7 separate regions of the Mus musculus genome follow, and regions 1, 2, 3, 4, 6 and 7 are each linked to region 5. Evidence: chromatin loops called from intact Hi-C (ENCODE). Cell type or tissue: heart. All regions are shown on one strand. Region 1 has its middle 3.1 kb from the start of Plxnc1. Region 2 overlaps Plxnc1 (plexin C1). Region 3 overlaps Plxnc1 (plexin C1). Region 4 has its middle 26 kb from the start of Mrpl42. Region 5 holds the start of Gm32898 (a long non-coding RNA gene). Region 6 overlaps Cep83 (centrosomal protein 83). Region 7 has its middle 3.0 kb from the start of Gm40744.

Region 1 (4,000 bases), 320 kb before region 5:
AGCCTACAGCCCATCCTGAGGAGAAGAGAGGTCAGGACCTGAAACAGAGGCCATAGAGGAACACTGCTTACTGAACTGCTCTCTGCCCTTGCTGATCCAACTCAGGACCCTTTGCCCAAGGGTGGCAGCACCTGCAGTGGGCTGGTCCTTCCCACATCAATTAATAATAATAATGATAATAATAATAAGAATAAGAATAATAATGGCCTGCAGATGTGCTACAGACCAGTCTGATGGCGGCAAATTCTCCACTGAAATTCCATCTTCCCAGATGATACTTGTCTGTGTCAAGGTGACAAAAACTTAACCAGCCCAGCCTGCCGCTTCTGTAACACAGCACCGAGTGCCAGGGTAGTTTATGTCCTGGACTCTGCAGCCTCTGAGAAAAATTGGCATTTACCACCCTTTCCAAAGGCCCTTATAATATTGAAGGCTCTTACAGGCCGTAAAGAAAGGCAGCGTTGGGACTTTACGCAAAGAACAGTGGTTTTGAATGTCCACCTCTGTTCTTTTGTCTGTAAGTGTTACTCTTCTGGGAAGCAATATGTAATCCAACTCTGCTGAGTCATGACAGAGAAAGCTGACAACTGAAATGTTGGAGGTGAGCCCATCACACAATCCAGCCTTCTTACAGGAACTAACACTGGGTACTGTCACCAAGCATAGAAGGTTACTCTCCATCCATCCATCCATCCATCCATCCATCCATCCATCCAAGGCCATGTTGACTGACAGCAGGACCTGATCTTACACTCCCTCAGCTCTTGCGCGCGCCAGACTCGACCAGCAAGGACGCTGCAACAGGATCCTTCTGCACACGTTTATTGGGAGAGCTTGATTGTAGAGGCGAAGAGACCCCGAGCCCAGAACTGGTGCTGCTTTTATAGGCCTAGGAGAGGCGTGTCTTACACCAGGATTGGTTATGCACTACGCCTCATTTGCATGTTCCTCATCTGATTGGCTACTCTCTCTCTCTCTGTACCTCACAGAGCCTCATTATCATACCTCATTTGCATGTCTCACATCTGATTAGTTATACTCTCAAAGCCTCATTACCATGCCCGGGCCAGGCACTGTCTTTGCAAAAAACTTTACTGCATATGTACACATTGGTTGTTTGTCCAAACTTATACGTGGTGGCCAGCAGTAGTCAGTGCCACTCTGCAACGGCACATGTGGCTTCCCACACTCAGCCACACCTTGAAAACTTGTTTAAAGTGTGGATATTCTTGACCAATGGTCCTTGTCTGTGGATGGAGAAACACTGAGAGGGAGAGAGACAAGAATGCTGGGGGAGGAAGGGCAGGCCCACCTGGCCAGCCAGCTTAGTCAGCTCAACTGCGATCAATGAGGTGACGGACGTCACAGCCAGATCCCTCAGTCATATCTCATGACTGCGCTGAATTCAACTGACTTCTATTGGCTGAACTGTGTTCAACTCATCTCTTAGCATCCACTCAAACTATAAAACGATACTTCCTCTAGTGTACTTTCAACTATCTGTTAATCTGAAGACCAGGAAGGAAGCTGGCTCAATTCATTTTCCTGTCAGTCACCAAAAGGGACCAGAAACTTTGATAAGGTTTTCAGCCCGAAGACCACATAGATATGAGCAGAGTTGTGGAGAGGCAAGGTGGCCTGTCTGAAATTCCAGGAGGCCAAAACAGATGTGATCTCTGTGGAATTGGGCAAGGTGTCATCGTAGCTACAAAGAAAGGGTGTGTAAAGGATCTCTTGACCACTAGAACTAACATTCTTAGTTGCTTCTGGCTCCCATCAACCCAATCAGCCCTTTAAAGTATGGTCAGTTAAAAAAAAAAAAAAAAAGCAAAACAGAAGAGTGAAATGTGAATGATAACCATCTTGTGACTGTGACCAATTGCCTACTGAACAGCCGTTCTTAACGTCCCAAGTCCCAGCAGGAAACCACAGAATCTATAAAGCCCTGTCCAGCAGAAATGAGTCTGATTGTAGATGGCTTGGTTAACCCAGATTGCCTCCAGTGCCTGAGGGAGTGGATATTTTCTCATTATGGAGACTTTTCCAGCTAGCAAAGGCTGTGCGTACAACTGCTCAGAACCCATCTGAACGGCCCGTTTCCGTGGTAGCAGGTCTGTCTGGAGGACAGATCTGTATCACCTTCTTTTGTTTGGTTTTCAGCCATTTGTGTTACAAGAAGTTCTGAAATGTGTCATAAGGGACACCCAACAAGATGGATGGGTTCAGTCAATTGGTGAGGGATGAGTGAGCTATGGACCCTCCGCCAGATGGGTGTGTCTAAGAGAAGGCCTTTAAAGAAATACAGACCCTATGCCTAAATATTTATATAGAGTTGTTCATATTTCCCACACTTTTCAAATGTGAATGTGCGTCCTGAAGGTGGAGCTTTAGTACAGGAGAAAATTGGGAAGGGGCAAAGACGTTTGCTCAAAATGGGGCAGGACCAGTGAAGAACCTGTTTCCAGGTTTCTTAATCGCCTACATTTTTCATGCCCAAAAGTTAGCATGGATTCGGGTTTCTTCCACTATGGGAGTCTGCACGCAATTAAACAGGAGGAGAGAGAGAAAGCCTGCTTGCCGGAATAGGGCTTATGGTCTCAGCAAACTAAGGAGATGCAGGGACCATCAGAACCCTTTCCACACCTTGCTGGTAATTTTTGTAGGATGTTGTTTCTTCTTTTTCAAAATGCAGCAGCAAAGAATTGAGCAGTGAGCAACGTGCCACACCATGGAGTATGTTTAATCCAAATAGCTTCCAAGATGCTCTGTGACTGACTGTAGCAACTCTGTGGGGTTTAGGGAAATGGCTTGCTTACCAGCGAAGTAAGGCTATCTCCAAAATGGAATTGAATGCTGCTTCTTGGCCCATAACACTGCCACAGCCCATCTGTGAGTCAGCCACAGTGACTATAGGAGACTGATGCATGTATGCCCTATGTTGGAGAGGAATTATTTTGCTATTTATTTATTTATTTATTTATTTATTTATTTATTTATTTATTTTCGGATTTGAGTGATGCAAAAAAAATTCTTAAAATATTCCAAGTGGTGGAGAATGAGTTGAGGGGGGTATTTTTTTTAAGCAAGTAAGCCACTTGATTTGCTTCACTTAAGAGGTCCATATTAACATCAACCTAGACCTACATTCCCTGCTTCTTTTTTCTCTCCTCTACTTTCTGACACTACAGAAGAGGTGACCTCCAGCTAACATCTGAGAGCATCGGCACTGCCCATCAGCAGAGAGAAACAAGGATAGCCAGTCCCCAAAGAGGAGGTTGCACATGGAAAGATGGCCACGGACCATCTTTTAAAAGCCACTGCTGAAGGAATAGTGTGTGTGTGTGTGTGTGTGTGTGTGTGTGTGTGTGTGTGTGTACAGCAGAGAGAATGGAAGTCAAGGCCTGGCTGAGCTACACCCACCCCCTAATACTGTACTGTACATCTAGATTAGACTTTCAAGCTTCTTGCCCAGTTCCTTCTCCTCCCTTCTGCCTTTCGAAGCTCCCATCTCAGCAGCGGGAGGAACAGATCTAAGCAGTTCTGTGGAAGTGTAAAACCTGCAGCAGGTGACCTGTGAGGAAGCTCATTCAGAGCCCCCTTAAAAAACAATACAGATTCCTATCCAGAGCTTGGCTGACTTGGAGCTAAGAAGAGAAGATCACACAGCAACCAGTTGCAGTCCTAGGAAGATCTAGGAAGAATGCAGATCATTTCTTAAGGACCCATACGGGTCTTTAGCTCCCTCTCCATTCACCACAGAGTTGAAGGCACCAAGGCTTGCCTCTGGGAAGCCCACTTCTGAGAAAACATGAGCTTGCCTGCTCCCCAGAGCACAGTGATCTTTCTGTTCCAGAAATTCTCGGTGGCTTGCGAGGTGGGGGAAGGGGGGAGCACCCCAGCTGACAGTTGCTACCTGGATGAAGTGGTGGAGGGAGCCCCTCTAGAAACATAAGAGAGCTCCGGACTCTTGAGATGCGAGCCCTGGCTGCTGAGCCCAATG
Region 2 (4,000 bases), 180 kb before region 5:
GTGAGCCAACTGATGTGTATAGGGAACCAATCTTGGGTCTGTTGGAGAAGCAGTGGCAAGGCAAATGCTTTAACCACTAAGCTGTCCCCACAAGTAACATGTTTTTAGAATCTTTTTTTTCTTATGTATTTACTCATTCATTCATTTTATGTATATGCATGCTCTATTTGCATATATGCCTGCATGCCAGAAGAGGGCATCAGATCCTAGTATAGATGGTTGTGAGCTGTTGCTTGCTGGGAATTGAACTCAGGACCTCTGAAGGAGCAGCAGACAGTGCTCTTAACTGCTGAGCCATCTCCCCAGCCCACAAATATCATTTTTATATGATTAAGTATGTTTGCATTTTGTCTCTAGAAAAATCTATTTTATGGGGTAATCTATAACCTATGACATAAAGAAAGCATCTTGCCATCAAGATATCTCATTTATGCACAGATTTATTTTGAAGTGACTTTATTAGCTTTTGTTTTAGACAAAGGCTTCTTATGTAGCCCAAACTGGCTTCCAGCTCCATATGCTCAAGCTGAACTCTTGAGCCTCCTGCTTCCCTAGCCTGAGTGCAGGGATTAGAGGCATTTACAACCACACCTACTTCTTGAAGTGCTGGGATCAAACTCAGGGCTCCGTGCGTGCTAGGCTAGCATCATAACAGCTGAGCTACATCCCAGGCATGGCTTTAAATTGCTGACATGGGTTCATTTCATCCCCGTGTGGCCACAACTTCTAACTCTGATGATGAGAAAGTCTATACTTCTATCACCTCCTGGGCTGGCGTCACTGGAGAGGGTTTCATTTGAAAATGCCATGTACACCTACCTATTCTGCCCTGGGCTGGAAAACCAGTCCTCCTGTAGATCTACCTAGTAGCATTAATCTTTCCTTGATTTAATTTGGTTTCCATCCCTAAAGTTGGGGCTCAGATGATGTTCCTTGCTTCACAGAAGGACAAGTAGATGGATGTGACACTCAGGGAAGTGGTTGGAGCTCCTGGGATGCAACAAACAGCCACTGTGGTTTTAACTCTTTGGATCCCATGGCACTTTTGAAAAAGGCATTTCTGGCCAGAACTTGGCAGCAGCTGACTTGAGAATAGAAATCAGAAACCTTCCGCTCCCCCCCAAACATCTGCAAATTATTTTTCTGTCCTTATAATAGTGTTAAAGCATCACATGGGGTGGAAATGTTCCAGCCCTAGAGCAGCTGTGAAGGTTAGGAGTATGCTCACACACATCTAACTTATCCACTGATAAAATGCTTTTACACCAGCTCTTGGAAGATCATTTTCGGAGCAAAATCTCCTCTGTTCAAGCTGCATCTACACTATCTTAATGCCTGAGCACAGTGCCAGCAGCCAAGCGCTGCCAGCTCCCGAAAAGACATTTGAACTTCTGGCAGCATTCCTTATCAGAAGGCCCATCCATGGTGTTTGTGATTATAGAGGAAGGGTGCTCGCTTTTGGCAAAACAAAGCGTCTGACAGTAGCGAAGTATTGGCTCAACACTCAACAGGATCCATTTGGGATTCATTCTTTGACAATTACCCAGAATGAATCACCAGCTTCCTTTTATAAAAGGATATTTATTGGCTTAGAATCAGTACATCCAGCTCTTGGTGGGGAGGAATTTTGTTAACTGCATTCACACATTCTTATAAGTGTGGTGTATGAGTTCTGCTAAGGGGAGGCCTGCACAGGGCATTTATTTTAATTGCCTCAAATATGGAGAATTGAGAAATCAGTCCGAAAACCATGAATGGCTCAAGGAGGATGCTTGATAATAACAGCAGTCCAAGAGTTCCGTGAGAATTAAGAACACTTGCTAGAGTCGCCTCGAGGCCTGATGGTCTTGCTAGCTCTCCCCAGACTCCCCCTCTTCCCATAAGATGTCCTGAACACTGGCAGTGGGAGGCTTCTAGCCTAAACTTAGCAGCTGGCTGGACACAGCTGGCTAGACAGCTGTGTCTGAGGCCCCTGGAGAGCTGCCTCTTCCTCTGTGGGTGTCACCTGAAGGAGATTGTGCTTAATCCTCTGGTGCTTAGCAGGGAGGTCTGTACATTCTGATAACCAATGTGCAGCAAGCCAAAGAGCAATTCTAAGATTCTACCCCCCACTTTTTTTTTTTCCCAAATCAGGGAAGGCCAGGTCCAAATTTGTATTAGGGCTTTAAAGTGGAGAGGAAAGTCACTTAGCTGATAGGATTCAAAGTGACAGCTGCTCTTTAGGCCTCAGCTGAAGGGAGGTAGGGTTGGTCCCTGATTTTCTTCCTCTTGACCATGCTTTGTCTTATCCTGTGGACCACCAGCCCCTCCTTCAGAACCATTTATTCTTAACCCCTGCCTGCCCATTGTATCTCAGCATCTGTGATTTTCTCTGCCCAAAGGTAACTTGTGTACTAGGCATTTCTAAGGACTTAACTGGTTATGCAAGAAAGACCCTGGCCTCTGGCCCAGGGATCCTTGGTTCCAAAAGGCCTTAAAGTGATGGTATTGAACTTCATCTCAGGGGAGGTCACACGTAGGCATGGCATTCACATGATTGCACGATAAAAGCATTTATCATCAACCTGCACAGGTAAAACCTGAAGTGATTTTTAACAGAACTATACTGAGTTATGGTTTATGTTTCCCAAAGCTTACATGTTTAGAGAAGAATGCAGCTTGGTAATAGAAAACTCGCTTAGCAAGCAGAGAGCCCTGGGTTCAGTTCCCAGTACCAGGATACATAAAAAACCCCAAACCAACAAAACTCACCTGCTTAAAATGTGGGAGCCGGGCATGATGGCGCATGCCTTTAATCCCAGCACTTGGGAGGCAGAGGCAGGCGGATTTCTGAGTTTGAGGACAGCCTGGTCTACAACATGAGTTCCAGGACAGCCAGGGATATACAGAGAAACCCTGTCTAGAAAAAAAAAAAAGTGCGACTTTCTGCATCATCGCTGCCTGACTTTAGAATATTTCATCACTTTTAAGAGAAACTCACTACTATTCAGTCTCCTCTATAACCCCATTAAAAAACAAACCACACTAACAGTCTATATAAATTGGCCTGTTCTGGGCATTTTAAATGAATGAGATCATATATGTGATCTTGTAACTGGCTTCAGTTAGCATATTTTTAAACTTAATCCCCAACATTGCATGTATTAGCATTTCCTTTACCATATGGAAGTTTTTGTTGTACATTCATATCATGGGCTATTACACAGTTATGAAAAGGGATGTACTGACAGGCACAGTGTATATTAATAGATGATCACAGGCCTTATATTGACCCTAAAAAGCATGGACAATAAACACACACTATGTACTGCTTAGGTCCATTTTTCTGACTCTCCAGAGCGGGTAAAGCTAGTCACTGAGGCAAGTCCGAGAGGGGACTGCCTGTTGCCTGGGAATGGACAGACAGGTGGCTGGCCATTCTCAAAACTTTGAAATGTTTTACAAAACAACGTTGATAGAGTTACAGCCCATTTACACAAATCCTATTTATAGGAATGACCATAGTTATACATGTAATAACACTTGTACTGGCTAGTTTTATGTCACCTTGATACTAGCTGAAGTCATTTTGGAAGAGTGAACCTCATCTGAGAAAATGTTCCCCACTAGAATGGCAAGTGTGAAGGGCATTTTCTTTTTCTTTCTTTCTTTTTTTCTTTTCTGAGACAGGGTCTTACTATGCAGCTGTGTCTGTCTTATGTAGACCAGATTGGCCTCAACTCACAAAGATCAGCTTACCTTTATCTCCAGAGTGCTGGAACTAGAGGCATGTGCCACCATGGCTGGCTTGTAGGACATTCTCTTGATTGATGATTTATGTGGGAGGAGCCAGCTCACTGTGGGTGGTGCCATCCCTAGGCTAGTAGTCTTGGATGACCTAAGAAAGCAGGCTGGGCAATCCATGAGAGCAAGCCAGTAAACAGCACTCCTCCATGGTCTCAGCAGATTCAGACGATGTGACAGAATGCATCTACTTGGGGGCTCAAGCAACAAATACTTA
Region 3 (4,000 bases), 170 kb before region 5:
GGCTAGGACCCCCTCCTCCCTATCCCCAGTTAAGTGTCTACTTAACCTCTGCTCTAACATTTGCAGGGCCAGGGAGCCTGCTTCCACTCCAGCCCCTAGCCCCTCCCCACACTGCTCAGGTGCAGCAGAGAATGTGCAGCTGTGAAGAGCCCATAGATAATAGCGGAGCCATTGGCTTTAGAACACAAGCAGGGCTTTTGTTGAGGCCAATTAGTCCGTGGTTGTTTTTTTAATGGGCTTCTTTTTTCTCTCTCCCTTTCTCTGGTGTTCAGATGTGGAGTACTCAGATGACCACTGCCACTTGGTGAGTTTGGCAGGCTTGTGCTGCCCACTGATCGGCGTGCCTCCCGTAGCATTCAGTCCCCCAGGTAATGCAGAGTCTGCTGTCGTCTCTTTCAGATTCTGCCAGATTCAGAAGCATTCCAAGTAGTTCAAGGGAAGAGACATCGAGGGAAACACAAGTTCAAAGTAAAAGAAATGTATCTGACCAAGCTGCTGTCGACCAAGGTACACTCACTGTTCTAGGAATGCTTTCATGGCCACCTTGGGGGTATATGATGTGTTCAACTTAATTTCCACTCAACTGTGAAAATGTTACAAATCCCTAGTGCCTTCTAGCAAAGCAAAATGAAAGTTTAAATTGTAGACACATCCTCTACCCCCCTTCGATTTTTTTTTTTAACTGAAAAAAGAAGAGCACTTCATAAATTCCTCCTGCAGCATCTTCAGTCAGGGCGTTTACCACCGCTCCTGCTCCTCTGCCACCATCTCACTATTATCTTTTAGGCTGACAGCATAATTATTCCTTTTTGTTTACTTGTTATTATAGATAAGCAATAAAACTCCTTTGAAATGCAAATAAAATGAGGGGGAAATCTGTGACGATTAACCTAGTAGATCTTACTGCCTTTTTTTCTCCATCTTGAAATTAAGAATTCTGTTCATGTAATAAAAAAGTGTTAGATGTGGAAGTTAGAGGAATACCAAATCAGGAGCAAATTTTACCGCATCTCTTTCTGGGGGTTAGTGGAAGTCTCTGGATTTCTGCTCCACTACTAACCATTACTGTCCCCCTGGCCTTGTTGTTACCTTGCTGGGCAGGCTCCCTTAGCAAATCTGCTCAGACCTGAGGAGATCTGTGTGCTAGGCAGAGGAGTGCCGGTGCCTTTTGATTGTTCAGTTTTCCCAGAGAGCTCTTCATACTCAACTTCATACTCGACTGCTTTGGGAAGTCCGTATTTAAACCCCGAGATGGAAATGCAGGCAACAGGCAACAGATCAAGCAGTGGAGCACCATCACTCAAGATTATCCAGGCTGCACACAGTAAAGGCCAAACAACAAGTGGCTTCCTGTGCACACACGCACGCCCACCCACCTACACCTATCTCTGCATCATACTCCATCTAAACAGTGTTGCTGTCAGCAAGTTTATATAGCAGCTCTATCTGTGAGCACATGCAGAACTCTTGTCCCACTTCCTGCTGACCTCCTCTGACCGTTTCCCATTGCCCCTCAGATGACTTTGCTCTGGTTAGTATATCTAGCTCTTTCTCGGAATTTGGAGCTGGCTTTTCCATTTGTTTTTCAGAATGACTCCCGTGTATCTCAGCCTCCCCTTCTGTCTTCCAGGTGGCAATTCACTCTGTGCTTGAGAAACTCTTCCGAAGCATTTGGAGTTTGCCCAATAGCAGGGCCCCATTTGCTATAAAATACTTCTTTGACTTTCTGGATGCCCAAGCTGAAAACAAAAAAATCACAGACCCTGATGTTGTACACATCTGGAAAACAAACAGGTGGGAATGTAGGTGATTGCTGGCTGTCTTCAAGAACCTAGAGCATAATATTATATACAGAATTACTGTACCAGAATCTCAGGGTTTGAATTCTATTCTAGATGATAAAATAACAAAATTCTGTTATCTTTTAATGCATGAAAGGGGACTTGTCTAAAATGTTAGACTAGTGAGGAATGAGAAATTAAGTGTTTTATGGTTTAACCTATTACTTTTACTAGACTGTTCCTGTGCCTACATAATTGCTTTATAATTTCCAAGTTGTGTGTTAACTGGGATTCTACATGGCTCATGCTCTTGTCATCTGTGGTAGTAGACAGTGTTATTTAATTTACATTTACCTGAAGAAGCAGGATGTCCCCACTTACGCTGGTATCTCCTCAGAAGACTGCTATAGCTCACTGCCTCTATTTGAAAGGCTGTGCACCTCAGCTGAGACCCAGACATGGCACAATAGCATGTCTCACGTGAGCTCAAAGCCCTCTAAATGCTAGCAAGCAGTAAAGGTGAAGTTCAATGCGTAGTCAGTTTTGCCCTTTGCTCTGGGTTTATATGCTTTGCTCTGGGCTCACTCCTGTTCTCAGTGCCAGCCTCATATCCCCCGGCTCGACAACCCCTACACCCAGCATAGGTACTAACCACCAGCCACAACAGACTGAGCCATTGACAATCCCAGCACCCATGTGGTGGCGGCAGTAAGCTAGGCCAAAGTTGGAACAGAGATGTGGAACTTGAATGAGTCTCAAGTTCATATTCCATTATTTCTTTAACTGTCTACACTGTGCCATATTGCTGTGGTATGGGAAACACTTTAAGTTTGTCCTCCAAGTGTGAATTCTAGTAGGTAGAGAGACGGGGTGCATTCGCTGAAGTGCACTAGAAGGTGATGTGTACAATGGAGAATATAAAAGAGGGTCAGAGGATCAGGCCAGGGTGTCCAAGGACAGACCACACTGTACAGCCCTAAGATGTGATCGTGGGTGACATGAATTGAAGACAGTAAAGGACCTAGTGGAGACGAGCTCAGTTAAGAGTGGCAGGAGAGGAGACCCTGACAGAGGACAAGAGAGAAGTGAGTGGTAAGATCTGATTCTCTTAGAAGGATCAAGATCTGGGGACAAATAATCCAGACAAGATGTCAGTGGCTTAGACCAGAGGGGCTCAAAGGGGTCAGGCGGAACAGATTTGAGTGAAAAGTTCTTGTTTGTTGGTGACATCATCTCATCGAACCCAGATATGGAATTCTTGTCCAGGGTCACTTTTGGACTTCCTAGCCTGCCCTTCACTCACTGGGGGGTCAGCCCTTTTGGGGTCTGAGTGATGCTGCCACCTGCTGCTTATCAGTTTGGCTAAGCGGGTTTCTGTACTTGGGTAACAAGGTCAGACACACTCATTTACAAACTGGTGCACAGAGCACCGGCTGTGTTAAGTCCTGCCTGAGAAGAGACTGTTTTCCCTTCAAACAGCCTCCCTCTTCGATTCTGGGTAAACATCCTGAAGAACCCTCAGTTTGTCTTTGACATTAAGAAGACACCACACATAGACAGCTGTTTGTCAGTGATTGCCCAAGCATTCATGGATGCCTTTTCTCTCACAGAACAGCAACTGGGGAAGGTAAGGCCCAGCTTTGCTTTCTGATAAGTATCCCTGAAATCACCTCCCGAGACTGAGGTTTCATGGGGACTTCAGGTGCCACAACCCTACTCGGAACTGCCAACGCTTACCATATTCCCATGGAAGCCTGCCTTCACTCCGCTCTCTAAAACCTCCCGTCCCTCTTATTTCCTCTCATGTCTTCCTTCCCTCCCTCCTGGACGGTAACTGCCTTCTAACCCACACCCATGGCCCTGCTGCCCACCCAGCCGCTAAACTCTTCGTCTTCACCATCTTAGTGCATTTCTTCCTACAAATGGCATCTTTGCTGTGCTACAGGGCCTTCCTGACTGGCCTCGGTCCTGTTAGTGAACTCCTCCTCCATCTGCCAGAGTTTGATGCCACAAACACAGGTTCTTGATTTGTAAGAAGAACTGCAAGAAGACTATGATCTGTTTGGTTGTGTCTATGAACTTGCCCAGTGTGTCTCCTATACCATACTGAAAACACAATGTGCTTGTTCCCAGTAAAAGGAGCTTTTAGAACCCGCACTTCCTAGGTTTAGTTCATCCTTCAGGGACTATGCTTCCCATTCTATAGATGAGTGAGGTCC
Region 4 (4,000 bases), 850 kb before region 5:
AGCAGCCAGTGCTCTTCTGCTGAGCCAGCTCTCCAGACGCCCATGTATCATCAGACTTGGCAGCAGGCCCTTCCAGAGAGTTGGTAAATGTTCTATCACACTAATGTTAAAACGTTTGTCTGAATGTTATAAAATTGAGTGAAGATAATTTCTTTTTCAAAATCGATGCCTAACCAAATGTGCATAGTGAAGGCGATGCAACTGGACAGTCAGGAAGCCAAGTGCAATGTAAAGAATAGCTAATAAGTTGATTTTCCAGCTGAGCAGAGCGGCTTGGCTCTGCACCCTCAATGCCTTCTTCCGGAATTACATCAAGTTCAGAAGCTGTGTCTTGAAGATATGACTCCAGGACCACAGTACTTTTCCCAGAAGGTCTCTTAGTAATACCAAGTAGAATATGCTGTGGAAGCCATTGGACATGCAGGCACCTGTTTGGGAATTCTAGCCAATGATGGAGTTTTGCTTGCAGTAGAAGAGGTGTAACAGCCACAAGCTTCTTGATGGAGTCGGTTGGGGTTTTTTGTTTGTTTGTTTGTTTGTTTTCTGGAAAGTTGATAAACTTAATGAGGACATGGCTTGCAGCGTGGCAGGCACAACACCTGATGCTAAGGTCCTGACTAATTCATTGCTCAGAGGTATTTATTCCAGTAACAGGAGCCAATTCCACGTGCGCAGTTGTTTACAGCACTGTGCTATCACAGAGGCGCATGCGCAGTTTGGAGGGAAGTGTCCGGTTGCTGTTTCCTTGCTGTGTATTGGCTGGGGTAAGCACCATGGCTTTCAGGTCTGTTAAGAGTGACCCAAGCGCATGAGCATTGGAGACAGCAGTGCCCGAGCTGTGTCAGTGTTGAAACCAGACTACAACGCAGGAGAAAGGACTCTGAAGTCGACATTCGCTCTAGCTGTCAAGATGATAAAAAAATAAGACAATAGATGTTGGTAAACTGTCAGCTGAAGAAGTAGAAATGGCCACCCTAAGGAGAGAATGGAATGGCCGTGAGCATGGTCCTCAGGCAAAGGAAGTGGAACAGTTGACCAAAAACCAAGAAGAGGTAGAAGGGAAATCTCAGCAGGAGAAGGAGAGGGAATGGAAAGGAGAAATAGACAAAATCGTGGATTTTATAACTCCCGAGAGGCACCAATTCTGTTAGAAGCCGTCCTGGCCTTTCACTCCGGAAAGGTTTTCTTGTTTTTTCTTTTTTAAGTTGCCCATCAGGGAATTAGGCCATTAATACTGAATCGGATCCTTGTCTGTCCAGTTGGGTGCTTTATTGTAATGATGGACATCTTTATAAACATCTTAATCTTAATACATAACTTTTTGGAATAAAACTTAGACTGACAAAAACAGAATAGTGAACAAAAGAGAAGAAGGTTAGCAATAATTGACAGTAATGTGAACCTCTTGCCCAATGGGAGCACTTAGGTTCTCTCTCTTTTTTTTATTGCATCAAAGAAAGTAAGTCTGATACAAGCTTGTCAGATATACCAACTTTGCTCCTAACTTTAAAACACTATTAGTCTTTTTCAAATTTATACCGAACAAAGCTATTTATATTGAAAAAAATTTATATTGACTTATCTGAACAAAGCTATTTCTATTGAAAAAAATTATATTGACTTATAATAAAAGTTTTACAAAGATCAAGATAAGTTATGAGCATGAAAGAACAAGGCTTGTAAGTAAAATTAAATAATTAAAAAGTGTTTCTGTGAGTCCAGAGTTGACCAATGTGGAACTCTAGAAGGCCAAACGCAGTCCTGTGTGAGTACTTTAGCAAATTAGACTTTAATGTATTGAAAATATAGATTAATGTAGTTCCTGAATTATGTCTTTTTTTGTTTGTTTGTTTGTTTTTGTTTTTTTTTTTCGAGACAGGGTTTCTCTGTGTAGCCCTGGCTATCCTGGAACTCACTCTGTAGACCAGGTTGGCCTTGAACTCAGAAATCCGTCTGCCTCTGTCTCCTGTGTGCTGGGATTAAAGGCGTGCGCCACCACGCCCGGCTCCGAATTATGTCTTTCATGTGTTGCTGATTTTGAGTTTTCTAAACAAATAGTAACCCATCACAGTCTTACTTCCTCTGTATCTTCCTATCTCTTCCATGGCTGAGACAAAACTATTACCTTCCTCACTACCCTTCTATGAAAAACCACTTACAGGTTTTAGTGGCCATTTACAATTACATGTGAGGGATGCTACTTTAAAAGCAGCCCTAGGAAGAGCCGGAGAGGCTGTGTTGCCTTAACCTGCGGAACACATTCTCGACGAAACCGCCAGAGGGCACTGTGACACAGCATTCAGCCTGAACCGCTTACCCTGTGGTTGTGACTTTGAAATGCCAGAATGGCAGAGAATTTGAACATTGCTACTTGAGAAAGGGTGGTTTGATAATGTCATTGCCGGAAGTCGTTCTACTCGTCTATCATTAAGTATTTATACAACAGCTGGTTGTGAGAAGATCTGCTTTCTAGCTGGCCAACTCAAACATCCTTAAGATCAGTGCTACTTGCTAAATATCGGCCGTGCTACTTATATTTTTCTAATGACATTCCCAACTGTGGATGTTTTTCACTATCATTTTTTTTAATTAAGTTTAGGTAGAAAACCTTGACTTACTCAAAGATAACATTGTTAACTGTTTTTGTACTTTCATATATAAAAATAAATCTTTTATGTATATTTAAAGACATCAGATTTCTTTTTGTTAGAAAATATGTTTTTTTTTAAAGATTTTTCTTTTAATGTGTATGGATGCTTTCGTTGCAGGTGTGTCTTAGTAACATGTGGGTGTCTGGTGCCCTTGTATCTCCTGGGACTGTAGTTACAGACAGCTGGGAACTGACTGACATGTGGTGCTGGGAATTGAACTCAGGTCCCCTGGGAGAGCAGCCAGTGCTCTTGACTACTGAGCCATCTCTCCAGCCCTTGTACTTTCTTTTTTGTTTTTAATTTTAAATGGTGTGTGTTTGTTTGTCTCTCGTCTCTCCACATGTGTCTGTCTGTGTATATGTTTGTCTGTCTGTCTGTCTCTCCGTGTGTGTGTGTGTGTGTGTGTGTGTGTGTGTGTGTGTGTGTGTTCTGTTGGGGACTGATCTCAGGGCTTTCTTTATACATGTCAGGCAAGCACTGTGCCTCTGAATTGCCTCCTCACAAGGGCTAAGGGTTTTGTGACTCCTTCTTTTGGTCCCACAAACTCCTGCCTTCCTAAGAAGCTAACAACTCTAGTCCCAGTCAGCAGAGGTAAGAGAACCCATTAGTTAAGACTCTTGATTTCCAGGGCCAAGAAGCCCATCCATCCACAGTAGAGTCCAGCAATGGGAGTCTGTTGGAGGAGGATCACAGGACTGTAGGAAAGTGAAGCTGGACCATGGGGAGACGTCAGCTGAGGACTTGGTTCCTGCCAGTAGGCTTGCTTTTCATCTTTTGTGGTTGTTGTTGTTGTAAACATTTATTCAATGTATGAAGAGGGTGTTCAATTCTCTCTTTCTACCACATGGGATCTGGATATTGAACTTGGCCGGCTTGACGGCAATCTCTTATACCTCCTGAAGTGTTTGGTAGTTCCCCGACTCCTGGTCTGTGTGTGTATGTGTGTGTGTGTGTTCATGCATACCCTGGTGTGGTGTGAAAGACAGAAGACAAACTTGGGGAGTTAAGTTTCAAGGCCTGAACTCAGGTCATCAGGCTTATACAGCAAGCACTTTTACCCATCAACCAGTTGACGTGCCCATTGTTAAGCTGCTTGCCTCCTCCTCCTCCCCCTCCCCCTTCCTCCTCGTTTTCTTGTTGTTGTCGTCGTCATCGTCCTCGTTGTTTTTGAGATGAGGTCTCATAGCTCTAGCAGGCCTAGAACTTACTGTGTAGGCCAGGCTGGCCTCTGTTTCCCGAGTGCTGAGTTTGAAGGCATGTGCCACCATGCAGGGCGGTTAGGCATCTTCTAGTGTGGTCATTTGATGAATGTCTGTCTCTCCTACTAAGCTGTAACCTTCACAACTGGG
Region 5 (4,000 bases):
CCAGGCTGTGTGAAGAAGGCAGGCTCCGGTCTTTCACCTCCAGCAGAATATTTGATATTTATTGATCTCCCTTGGAGTAACAGGGTTAGTGAATTAGTGAAGATTGTCAAAGCTCCGGGGAGATAAACATGAAATGTGTGTGTGTTCTTTCTTCCAGATTAATCTATTGATTACGCCATGGAGCCGCCCCTTCCCACCTATATTTCAGTCTGACTGTTTTGCTTATCAGAATCATTTCTCTCATTGAGATTCGCTTCTCTTCAATTTTAAATTCAAGCCGTATCCTGGATTTGAAGGTTTCTTCCTCTTCTCCTCTCCCATAGACTATATAAACTCCAGGTTTCAGAAGGTTTGGGGCATGGCAGTAAAGAAACGTTTTCACCTTGTCTATCTCCTTCTCTGCTCCCCTGGGTATAGATTGTGGTTTACACAGCTGATCACGTTACCCGAAGGCTGGCCCCGGCATCAGTGCCCAGTCGGCTCCTGATTTGTTGGGAATCATGGGCTCCTTCTCCAGCTGCCCATCAGCCGATGTCAATATGTCATTGATACTTGTGTCTTTATGCCCAGTGCATGCCTGTCCTCTGACAGATCTGTAGGCTTCAAATGCATCCCTCTAAGTAGGAACATGTACCCTGGACCTTCAGCAAACAGGGCACAATTCCAGTCGTCGTCGTCTTCTTCTTCTTCTTCTTCTTCTTCTTCTTCTTCTTCTTCTTCTTCTTCTTCTTCTTCTTCTTCTTCCTCTTCCTCTTCCTCTTCCTCTTCCTCTTCCTCTTCCTCTTCCTCTTCCTCTTCCTCTTCCTCTTCCTCTTCCTCTTCTTCTTCTTCTTCTTCTTCTTCTTCTTCTTCTTCTTCTTATCTTTTAATTTCTAACTTATAAAACCTTTTCTTCTGAAATGCCAGGTCCCTTTAGATCTTAAGATGGCACCCTTTACTTCATCCCTTTGCATGGGCGCACATGTCTCGGGCATCTCTAGTACAGTGGCTTTGATTCTGTGGCCCCATTGAACTATGAAGCATAAGTCTCTTCTTAAGATCTTCAGATCTAATGAAGATGGAGAGCTTTCTAAAACGCCCACCATGTCAGAATAGGTGAAAGACCAGATTCTGGGGTCCAAGTTTTCTCACTGGGATAGGCTTGTTCAAGACTATGGGAAGACAGGAACAGGAACTAAGATGGAGAGAGAGAGAGAGACAGAGAGAGAGAGACAGAGAGAGAGACAGAGAGAGAAGAAAAGAGCCCAGTGCCTAGTGTGTCTAAGAAATTCTCATTAATAATTCTCTCTCACCAAGAGCCTACAGGCCACTGCTAAATTCAAATTGGTCCAAATGTTGCCTGCAGATGGTTGAGTTACGCATTATTGAGGTTAATTCCCAAGCAAGAAATCGGCGTGCTATGTGTTCTAACTATGGCCGTGTGCTCCTGCCTCAGTCAGGTTCTGTACCTTGGCAGATCTGAGGGCACACATAGCTTAGTTAGTGCCATTGAATTCATTTGCAAATAAATAAAAATAAATCTCTTGCTTACTTTTGCTGCATTCTAGCTGCAGAGACTAAAGACCAGAAAACTCCTGAATTATTATTTGATGTGTTGCTATTTTTAACCTACTGCTCTGTGACAAAGTCCCAAGTTGCTGGGTGGTGGTGGTGATGGGGTAGTGGTGTCAATTCACACTGAAGGAGAACAAAGATTCTGAGAGAGCTGACCCTTAAAAACAGCTCCGCAGGCTACTCATTTGTCACGGCTGTATCCCTCTCACCCCACCCTCTGGGGTTCCGATGTCACACTTACTTCCAGATTAATAGCCCAATTAGAAACCTATTGACTAAGGTTGTATTAAAGGCAATGACCCTTCACACTGTAAGCCGGGGCCTTTTAAAAATCGCCCTCACAACCAAAGGCAAGCAGAGGTGGCCTTCCCATTCTTGGATACACTCCGCCCCCTAGTGGTCACACACGCAGCAGCGGAGGGAGGGCTCCTTTGTTTTTCCAATTTTCCTCTAGGGACTTGAGCAGGAACAGGCCCGTCACTCTCTCACCCATCCTTTGAGATACCCAGCTCCCTTCACTGCTCCGAGAGACAATTCCTGGGAATTCTCCAGTGTTACTACTCCATGTTTTTGAAGTTAATTTAGCACATCCATCTTCCTGTATGTTTAAAAGTGCCGGGTGTGGCGGCCTGTGCCTGAAATCCTAGCACTTGGGAGGCGGAGGCAGGAGGATGGGAAGTTCGAGGATAGTTTGGGCTACCATGGTGATCTCGGAGAATCTCACTTCTCTACCTTCAAAAGAGCATAGTGTTTGTTTGTTTGTTTGGATTGATTGATTGATTGTGTTTGGCAGATTGCTAGGCTTAGATCTCCCAGAGGGAAAGAGCTTGGTGTGGGTGGGTCTCTCTGGGTTTTCTGGGGTGCATATGGAAGTAGGGGTCCATCAGTCTTGGTTTCCTATTTACAAGACAGGAGCGCCCCCTCCACCACCACCGCCCCCCCCCATACACTTCAGCAGTGGGTTTTATTTTTCTCTCACTTTCAGACTGTGGGACCAAGGACTGGAAGACCAGCCTTCCCTACGAAGAGGAAGGAGCATGGCGGGCAGGACTTCCTAACTGTCTAGGAGACCCTCTGTTCTCAGTGGGGGCTCACATGCAGTTCCCAGGGCTCTGCCTTAATCACCTGGGCCGGAATCTGTTTGTGGAGGCACAGCCGGGACAACACAAATGAACCCGCAGATGCCCGGCACAGACCTATGATCATGTGACTTTCCCACAAGTCAAGGAATATAAGCAGCCCCAAAGCTGTTAAAGGTAAAGGCCACATTCTCCCCTCCAGCCTCGGGAAGGACTTGGACTCCTCGTTCCTCGTTTTCAGTCTTTAAAATTCACTTTAGGACTTCGGATCTCCAACCCGGTGGGTGATAAATTGGCAAAGTCTGAGGTAAGTCATTATAGTCCCAGGAAACTAATAGAGAGTAAAAGACAGTTTGAGGAATCTTAAATCTGCATTTTTGATGGACTGCAGGTCCACTCTCAGGCACACTAAATTTTTGAGAACAGGAAGTATAGTGAAGATTGAAGATCTGCATTCCATCTGACTCTGGTGTTGTGAGTGGTCTATTGGGACTCAGTTTCCCCAGCTGTAAACAAAGGCAGCTGTGTGGGAAGGCACTTTGAAGGGCTCTTCTGCCTCTGGCTTTGGGAGAGTCTGAGAAACGGCGGAAAGAACAAACCTGGACCAAGAGGTCTCAGCCCTAGGGAATCACTCCTAAGAACATTAATTTCTCAGCTAATTTTCATATAGCACTTCCCATGTGCCAGGTCTCGCTCCAAGCATTTTATTTTTGTGAACTATCCGCAGGGCTATCTAGATACAGCAATCAGCCCAATGTGCAATTAATAATTAAATGCTTTAGGGAGAGGATTTCTAACAAGCCGGTTGTGTGCGTGTGGGGGGGAGTACCCGGGGTGGTACCATCTTCTGCTAATGAAGGGGGCAGACTCCCTGTCTCTGCGGTGAAAAGAAAAATGTCACAAACATTACATGCAGCCTGAGGGGTATGGATAGAAGGGGGAAAGGGGCTGCCGTTGCCAGGCAACCAGCTCATCACTAATCATGTGCATAAAAGCTGTGGGTCTCCTTTTCAGCACAGCTAGTGGGCCTTCCTCCTTGCCCCACCCCCTGCTGCTCCCTCCAGCTGCCCTTTGGGCTCTCATTCCAAGTAGATCCCAGACTGGCCTGGGTCCTCCTCCAGTCTCCCAGGCTTGGCTCTGTCACCAGGACACAAAAATGAGAAGAAAAGCCAGTTGATGGTCGACCCAGCTGAAGGAAGCCTGGCACCCGTCTTCTAGGACACCCTGTCCAGCACAGCTCTGAATGAGCCGTCACCCTGGAGGTTCACTTAGATTTGAGGAAAATCCTTTCTGACCCATGCGTTCAAGGGAGGCTCTTGCTATTTGCTGTGTGGATACTGAGCAAACACGAGGGTCCCTGGGCTGGC
Region 6 (4,000 bases), 150 kb before region 5:
TAAAACCCACAAAGCTCCACCTACCTCTGATTTTCCTCCAGGGTGCTGACTTAAAGGCATAATCAGACTCATATGAACTCTAAGGAGAAAACTTGAAAAATATCTAGACTCAAAGAAAGTGGGACACTAGAATAACAGTGCCTTGTAGTAAAAGCAGAAAGACAGGGACTTTATACCATAGATGCAAGCCTGATCTCCTGGCCTTGGTTTTTTGTGAAATAAAATGTCCCTAAGTGGATTAGGCTGGACCTGAACTTGAGAGACCTGATCTTGGGTTCTGACTCCATCTTAGAGAACCTGACCTAAGGCTGAACTTGAGTTACCCCCAACAAACCCACACCTAGCACTAGTTTCCAGGTTACAAGCCTGCCCCTAGCACTTCACTTCCTAACATCCACCATCAGGTGGAAAGCAGAAGTTAAGTTTATGGTTTGGCTCCTAGCACCAGCCAATTATTTTAAAGAGCAACAAAAGTCCATAATAGCCCCCAGTTAGATCCGTGCCAGGCTGGAAGCCCCTTTACTTGTTGGCTTGCCTTTAAAAATGCTTGCTTGAAACTGGGCTCGGGCTTCTACCTTCCTGTCCTGCTCTGTCGGGGTCCATGGTGAGCCCAAGCTGGAGCTTGAATAAAAAGACCCTAGTGCGACTGCATCATCAGAGTTGGCTCTCAAACGGGCACAACAAACTCACACTCTTCTTGCTTCAGCATCCCAAGTGCTGGGATTAAAGGCATGCTGCACCATGATTCTCAAAGTTTGGATTCTAGCTAGTCAAGTCATCTTGGTTACCTACAACTTCAGTTCCCTCATTTGTAAAAGCTATCTGAAAGCTAAGATCAGTTAAAATCCTAAAAGTATATATATTTACATACATAATACTACCTCTGCCACATGTACACACACATACACACACACCTCATTTTCAACTTCATTGATAAAATTAAGCTCATAGAACAGTGTTCCACAGGGTGTGATAGTTTCAGGTCACTGCTATTCACTGGATTAAACTGAGCAATCGTCTATGACTTAAATTTTAATTCACACACCACGTTTTAAAAAGTGGACTGGGGGGGCTGGTGAGATGGCTCAGTGGGTAAGAGCACCCGACTGCTCTTCTAAAGGTCCGAAGTTCAAATCCCAGCAACCACATGGTGGCTCACAACCACCCGTAATGAGATCTGATGCCCTCTTCAGGTGCGTCTGAAGACAGCTACCGTGTACTTACATATAATAAATAAATAAATAAATAAATAAATAAATAAATAAATAAATAAACTGGGTATAGTGTCCTGTGACTTTAGTCCCAGCACTTAAGAGGCAGAGGCAGCCAGACCTCAAGGTCAGGCTGGTCTATACAGTTCCAGGCCAGCCAGAGCTACATGATACTCTGTCTCAAAAACAACAACAAAAGGTGAAGTGAGGAGCTAGAGAGATGGTACACTGGTGAAGCATAAGCAGAGACCTGGAGTCTGGATCCCAACACTCTCCTAACAGACCAGGTATTCTCAGCACAGAGAAAAGCGTGGAAGGGAGGAAGATCACTGGAACTTGGTGGCTCCAGCCTAGCCTCAAAACCAGGCCCAGGCTCTAGGTTTGGAGGCACCTTGCCTGAGAGGAAGAGGCAGAGAATGACAGAGGTGGCAGTGCTCCATGCACAAGGAGTGCACCTGCCCCCTTAGCCCTCCACCTCCCGACACAAACCACAGTCTAAAAGTGAGATAATACTATGTTCTCAGCCACCAGTTAAGTATTTAAGAAAAAGGGAGACTGCATCATTACAATAATGGTACAGCATCACTTGATAGGTTTAACCTATCACTCTCTGCCCTCTTTCTGGCACACCTACTATCAGTTAATAATCTCTGTCACCACTGGATGTCACTTTTGCTCCAAATGCAGTCAACCCAAATTAACCTCAATAATTAGGTTCTGGTCTCTACAACAATTATTCCTAATACTGGAAGAACATGAAAGTTTATCTGCAAAAGACAAAAAGTCGAAAGACTTTCTAAAGACTTCTTAATTCAGAGGTTTCTGAAGTTCAAACACAATACAAGAAGTACAGTGGCATTTCTAAGGTCATTATGAGTCATCAAAAAAAAAATCACTGAAACTTCACCAACACTAAAAGCCTTTCAAAATTTATACATGGACAGAAAGGAATATGAGTGGCCAATAAAAGAGAAAAAAATGTACTTCCTATGGGTATAAAATGCTGGGTTTCTTATATAAGAAACGATATCTTCTAATCTCAATTTTATACTACTTTTAGAATTACAAGAGTGTCTTCAGTTATTTAAACCTATTCAGTAATATATACAGATCTTAAGATACTGTTATTCCTAGGGCATATTTCTTTCATTCACATTGTATTTCTTCTCCATACCCAATGTCACTATGAGGAGAACCTATGAAATGGTAACTTACAACTACACACACACAAGCTTGTCTCTTGGCACACTCCAGGCCTGCTGGAAATCACTGCTGAAGCCCTGCAGCAATGAGCCCCAGCCGAGGAGAGTACCACAGCCGGTGTGTAGTAGGAAAAGCTGTAAACTACCGACTAGATGAATCATCTGGCTACATCATTTCATCAAGTACTGGACTGGTTCCAAGAATGTGAACATATGCCTACAGAGGACAAATCTGTAGCATCAAAGCAGGAACTGTCAGAGTTTCAGAAGCCAAGGAGAAGTCCAAGATCCTACTGCTGGGGCAAGTTTGTTTTTTGAGTTGGAAACAAACACTTCTTTTGTTATTGTTGAGACAGGCATGTAGCCTGTCTATGGCAACAAGCAGTCCTGGCTAATCTAGAACTTGGTGGATATGCCTGAATAATTCTTACCTATGAGCTCTATCTCTGGCCCAGACTTTAACCACAAAAGCAATATTACAGATGCTAAGTATAATTGAAACAGGTCATCACACTGTGATGAGCTAGCTATACGTGTTTGTATAGATTGGCTCTGAAAAATATCACTTATAAGAAAATATATATTAACTTTAAAATATTTTAGGAATATACCTATTAGTTGGATTTCCCCAACTAACTCTCTCTGCAAAATTAAAACAAAGTGTGATGTTTAGATATCAAGTTAAATATGCCAGTAATACATCTTACTCTGGGAAAGTGTTTGGCAGTACAGAAAGCACTGTAGCTAAGAACCACTTGCCTTTTTCTGAGCAGTCGCTGCGCGCTGTAGCTTTTCCTTGGCTTGGTTATACTTTTCTTCTCTGTCTGTGATTCGCTCATGGAGCTTGTGCTTTTCTTCCAACCACTGGATCTGTTTTTCCTCCAGTGTCCTGCCAGAGAACAGGCACACATGCCAAGTACTGAACAGAAATTCTTAGATCAAATAGGCACTATGGCCAGTATTCTCAAACTCCCTGCCTATCTGACCATGCCCTACCCTTTCCAGCTATGGTGACTCTTATGTGCCCACATGTTTCCTCACATTGTTGCTGCAGAGCAAGTTTTATGAATATGACACTGTATTTAGAATAACATGTACACAATGCTTACACGAAACACTCTGGAATTAGATACATCTGTTGTGTCTTTTAAGTAAGTTAGGAAATTGAAGTTAGAGCATCTAAGTTGTGTAAAGAAACTTTTTTTTACTGACAAAATAAGCATTTAAAATGTAAACAATAATTATAAACATCAAGATATGAAAACTGTGCCTAATTTAGGCAGTTAAAACCAAACCTGCTGCCTGGTGTGGTAGCTAGCACCTTTAACCCCAGCACTACAGCGGCCTGGGCAATCTGATCTCTCTGAGCTGAAGGCCAGCCTGTTCTATTTAGCAAATTCCAGGACAGTCAGGGCTACATAGTACATAAAGGTAACCATATCCAAATGGGGAAACAAAAACCAAGCTTGATATTAAGTCTTTTTTTTATATTAAGTCTTAATGCAGAATGTTTTCTGTGTAGAATAAACTTTATATAAATGACGTCTTAAGTTATATCCTAGTAATAACATAATTTAAAAGCTATTC
Region 7 (4,000 bases), 330 kb before region 5:
AATGGTCGAAAGACTTCCAGCCGGAAGTTCAACAGGAAGTTATCTGGTGTGCTCTCTTTTTTTAAAAGATGACAGATGAAAGGCTACATATATGCCCAGGGTAATGAACCTGGGGCCAGACTCCCAACCAGTCCTACCTAAAACAGTCTCCTTATAAACAGAGGAGGAACTAACTCAAGATGTCATCAGGCTGCTGAAATAGACGGGAGTCAGGCACAGTGGCATACGAATATAGTTGTTGAAGTGCTCAGGAGGCTGGGGGGAAAAATGACATGAGTTCAAGACCAGCCTGGGCTGCATGCACCACAAGACCATGTCTCAAAATAAACAAGCAACACATGAGATCTGGGATGTGAGAAAACGAGTCTATTGCACATGTCGGGACCACAGTGGGGATTAGTCACCAGGACCAAGGGAACTGTCTGAGATGACTTCTGCCTTTCATGAGAGCCAGGGTATAATGTGGTATACTCCAGTGAGACTAGGAAGTTACAGAGGGGAAAAAAAAGTACTAGAAACTTGATTTGAAGTACCTGTGAAATGAACAAGGGGGATGTCCAGGAGGCATTTAGATATATAGATCTAGTCAGGGTAACTCGGGTGCCTCTGTCTTAGGGGCATCGGCACGTGGTGACCATGGGCACAGCAACAAGGAGGGTGCCAACAAAGAGTACATGACTTCAATGGAAAGATGGGGACTAATGACACAACACTGGTGGGCTTCAGTGAGGCTGTGTGTGTGTGTGTGTGTGTGTGTGTGTGTGCGCGCGCGCGTGTGTGCGCGCTTGCGCTTGTGTGTATAGTGTATGCCATAGTATGCATGCGCATGTGGAGGTCAAAGGGCAACCCTCAGGAGTTAGTTCTCTCCTTCTGCCTTTGTCTCAGTTTGAACTCTGCTTGTTCAACAAGCACTTTGACCACTGGGCCATTCTGCTGCCCCTGACCTCTACTTTCTCTGAGCTTTGGCTCCTTTGCCATCTGTTTTCCACAGCACTTTTCTTAGTAGGCAGAGAACAATGTTGCTGACAGTTTCAGGAAACCACAACCTGAAGTTCCTCCCCCTTCGCAAAATAATTTCTGTTTTTGAGACATTGTTTCCTTATGCAGGGTAGGCTTGCCTTGAACTTGGGCCGTTTCTGCCCCAGTTTGGGATGAATGCTGAGATTATAGGCTAGCATGATTTGCTCAGTAAAAGACTATTATTCTCTCACTGTACATGTGACAGTCCCTGGGAAATACTCTCGTTGGCTTTGTCTGCAAGGATCATGTAACCTATACCAGGTCTCTGACACGTGGATTGCCCAGGTTTGAGTCACATCTGGATGGGAAGATGGGAGATTGGGAGGATGTGTTTCCAGAACGAGACCGTTAAGGCTTTCCAGGCAGAGAAGAGTAGTTGCCATGGTTCTCAGCCCATCAACATTTAAGAAGAGAGGAGGAGGAGGAGGAAGGAGACACAACGTTGATATGTCAAAGTAGATCAACAGCTTTTTGGAAGCCAAGATCTGTTTCCGATGTGTATTTATTCTTCTACACCCTCCCCACTATCTAGTATCCTGCCTTAACATGCCTGTCATCAACAAGTGGGTGTGGAGAAAAATCCCAGACATCACACCCAACAAGCAGGGGGGGGTACTTTAAAAAAAAATGACAAAGACTAACAAGCCCAGAAATCTGATTTGGGCAATATACAAAAGCACACCCCCCCCCCCCCCCAGTATTTGGCCTCCATGAACACAGATATTAATAGATTCTCTAAAGAGAGCCAATCTTTTCAGGTTTTGGACGGCACCGTCATATCAGTATGAACTCAAATCGTTCCAGATGAGGATGACATTTGAGGAGTGTCTTGAAGAAACCGGGTAGTGATATAAAGAGCTCTGTTCCTGCTACTGTGTTCTGGGCTCACCGTAATTTCATGCTGCATTTGAAAGCCTGCAGGGGAGACACCTTAATTGCTACGGATGCCAAATAGGAAGAAGAGTGCTAATCAAACCTTATTAATCGACGACATACTACCAGCTTTCAGGAACAGATGCTAAGGGGGAATGAAACCTTGTAAGCCACGGGTACCTACCAACACCCCCTCAGGTCAGTAACAATTGTTTTTCTTCACATACACCTTTCCTGTCCACTAGGGGGAGTACTAGCGCACGCCAAAGCATGGCTTTTTCTATGCCTGATGCTTAAACTCCCTATGCCTAACAAAAACTTGTTCGTCTGTAGATTCCTAAGACCTCCAGCCTGTGATGGCCCAAAGATCTAACCAGATGTCATATTTTTCAAACAGACAGAGTATATCATTCAAGGTATGTTAAGAAAATACATTGCTTAAATTCTCAGTAACTCAGAACCATCTTAGTGAACATTTCTCTTGTAAACAGAAGTTTCTAGCCAGGAAGGCAAAGGCGAGGGCTAATTATTTGTCAGAATCTTTGCTTATTTAAAAAAAAATAGAAGATGCTGAATCTGTGCCCTTTCAATTTTAAAAAGCTTAATTTTAATACCTGTTAGACACTAGTATGATCTTTTATTGCTCAGTGGAGTTCTTAAAGTATTATTGGCACTCAGTTGATAATTATTATAATTATTATAAGCTTGTCTAACATAATTACAGTATAAGACTCTTCCCTCTTCAACACAAAGCCACTTTCAAAAAAAGTTTGAGAGGCTATGTAAATTAACAAATAGCCGAAATGCCACACTTAGCTTCGCACCCAGCTTCGCTGCCCTTCCTTCTTCTCAGTTCTGTATTTTTTTGTGGCAGGGTACTGCATTTTTTTTTCCTTTTTAGTCTCTGTTGAGAATGTCAACCCGTGAATTGGTAAGCGTGTTATTGTGCGTATGCCAAGTCAATGTGTTTGGAGCTGTGGATTCCTCAAAGACTGACACCCACCCCTGCAGTTGCCTGCTTTTGCAGAAACATTCCGACAACATCGACTCAACACTGACCCTGTGTGAAGCCCCGTAAACGGCATAGGACAGGACAGCATTGCTCCTGACTATACCCTCAGCCCTATCACATGCCTGGCATCAGGAGCCCCGAGGGTTTCTTGCTAAGGACATAAGCAAGTAAATAAAAGGTTTGAGATGTGAAAGTTTTGGGGGCACAAAGGTCTTGTTTGCCCAGAGATTGCTAGAGAAATCAAGAGCGCTATGCATGCAGGGACCTCTCCTCAATGGAGGAGATAAAATACCTGTTTTCACTGTCTAGAAGGCTGGGAGTGAATATTGTTGACGGCCCGGTGACCTTTTTGCTATCTGCAGCAGCAGCAGCAGCAGCAGCAGCAGCAGCAGCAACAGCAGATCTCACCCTTTTGCTATAGAGATAGACCTCACTTAAATCCCCCACAACGTTTATTCCAGACTCTCCCTCCCTACCTCACAGGTAATAGAAGCCCTCCTTAGTGGGGGAATGTCCCATGTACCCTGTGGCCTGTTGAATCTCTGTCCTGAGTCAGAGACCACACTAGAATCTAGGCTTTTTAGCTATGGAACCTACCCTCGTGGTCACATGTATTTCATAAAGCAGTTTCTAAATGCTCACACCTTAAGCTTTATTCTGCACCTGGAATCGGAATGATTGTTGCCTGGAAACCTGGAATAGGAATGATTGTTGCCTGGAAACTTTTTCCCAAATTGTACTGTTTTAAACATGCTGACAATGAACCACCTGGTACCAGGCTCCTCAAGTCTGATACAGGACGGTGATGTCGATCTGAACAGAGGTTTTATTCTTGCCTCTTTGTGGATCACTGCCTTCATTGACAACTTCAGTGTCCCCACCCACCAAGAAAGGAATTGTAGAGAAACACTAAGTTGCTATCCCTGACCTCAGAAGAGTTAACAGTGGTATGAAAGGGTGCTTGGCCTATTTATCTATTTGTCAATTCTCCCATCTATCCATCCATCCATCCATCCATCCATCCATCCATCCATCCATCCATCCAACCATCTATACATCCATCCATCTATACATCCATTCCTCTATACATCTATA

The links. A loop is a pair of places that touch in the nucleus more often than their neighbours do. Peaks named below come from ENCODE experiments on the same cell type or tissue, not always from the same donor. Only the 100,000 strongest peaks of a DNase experiment are listed, where the experiment ranks them.
Region 1: a loop joins it to region 5, with 7 times the contacts of the local background. A loop is called at or near these places in 22 of 42 quality-filtered maps.
Region 2: it touches region 5 in a loop (2.5-fold over the local background); 8 of 42 quality-filtered maps call a loop at or near these places.
Region 3: a loop joins it to region 5, with 2.3 times the contacts of the local background. A loop is called at or near these places in 8 of 42 quality-filtered maps.
Region 4: it touches region 5 in a loop (5-fold over the local background); 11 of 42 quality-filtered maps call a loop at or near these places.
Region 6: a loop joins it to region 5, with 3 times the contacts of the local background. A loop is called at or near these places in 4 of 42 quality-filtered maps.
Region 7: a loop joins it to region 5, with 8 times the contacts of the local background. A loop is called at or near these places in 39 of 42 quality-filtered maps.

What each region holds. Positions count from the first base shown.
Region 1 is chr10:94,945,979-94,949,978 of GRCm38, reverse strand. No RefSeq gene overlaps it. Among named protein-coding and RNA genes, the nearest start is that of Plxnc1, 3.1 kb to the right of the region's middle. In heart, a CTCF peak has its summit at 2,383; no DNase peak of the experiment used is centred here; H3K27me3 peaks cover 845 bases.
Region 2 is chr10:94,802,176-94,806,175 of GRCm38, reverse strand. The region is part of intron 23 of Plxnc1 (plexin C1); the gene reads left to right. Among named protein-coding and RNA genes, the nearest start is that of Cep83, 120 kb to the right of the region's middle. In heart, no CTCF peak of the experiment used is centred here; DNase peaks (open chromatin) are centred at 1,305 and 1,945.
Region 3 is chr10:94,795,778-94,799,777 of GRCm38, reverse strand. It overlaps Plxnc1 (plexin C1), which reads left to right. Exons shown (of 31, transcript NM_018797.3): 25 at 273-304; 26 at 400-507; 27 at 1,631-1,794; 28 at 3,261-3,408. Among named protein-coding and RNA genes, the nearest start is that of Cep83, 110 kb to the right of the region's middle. In heart, no CTCF peak of the experiment used is centred here; no DNase peak of the experiment used is centred here.
Region 4 is chr10:95,474,446-95,478,445 of GRCm38, reverse strand. It overlaps the pseudogene Gm3619. Among named protein-coding and RNA genes, the nearest start is that of Mrpl42, 26 kb to the left of the region's middle. In heart, CTCF peaks have their summits at 2,078 and 2,280 (motif pointing right); a DNase peak (open chromatin) is centred at 2,305; H3K27me3 peaks cover 371 bases.
Region 5 is chr10:94,621,726-94,625,725 of GRCm38, reverse strand. Gm32898 (a long non-coding RNA gene) reads left to right here and starts at 2,022. Exons shown (of 5, transcript XR_001779842.1): 1 at 2,022-2,154; 2 at 2,540-2,810. In heart, no CTCF peak of the experiment used is centred here; a DNase peak (open chromatin) is centred at 1,965; H3K4me3 peaks cover 328 bases; H3K27me3 peaks cover 984 bases.
Region 6 is chr10:94,770,247-94,774,246 of GRCm38, reverse strand. Cep83 (centrosomal protein 83) reads right to left here. Exons shown (of 16, transcript NM_029852.2): 13 at 3,173-3,302. Among named protein-coding and RNA genes, the nearest start is that of Cep83, 83 kb to the right of the region's middle. In heart, no CTCF peak of the experiment used is centred here; no DNase peak of the experiment used is centred here.
Region 7 is chr10:94,956,641-94,960,640 of GRCm38, reverse strand. No RefSeq gene overlaps it. Among named protein-coding and RNA genes, the nearest start is that of Gm40744, 3.0 kb to the left of the region's middle. In heart, a CTCF peak has its summit at 2,138 (motif pointing right); no DNase peak of the experiment used is centred here.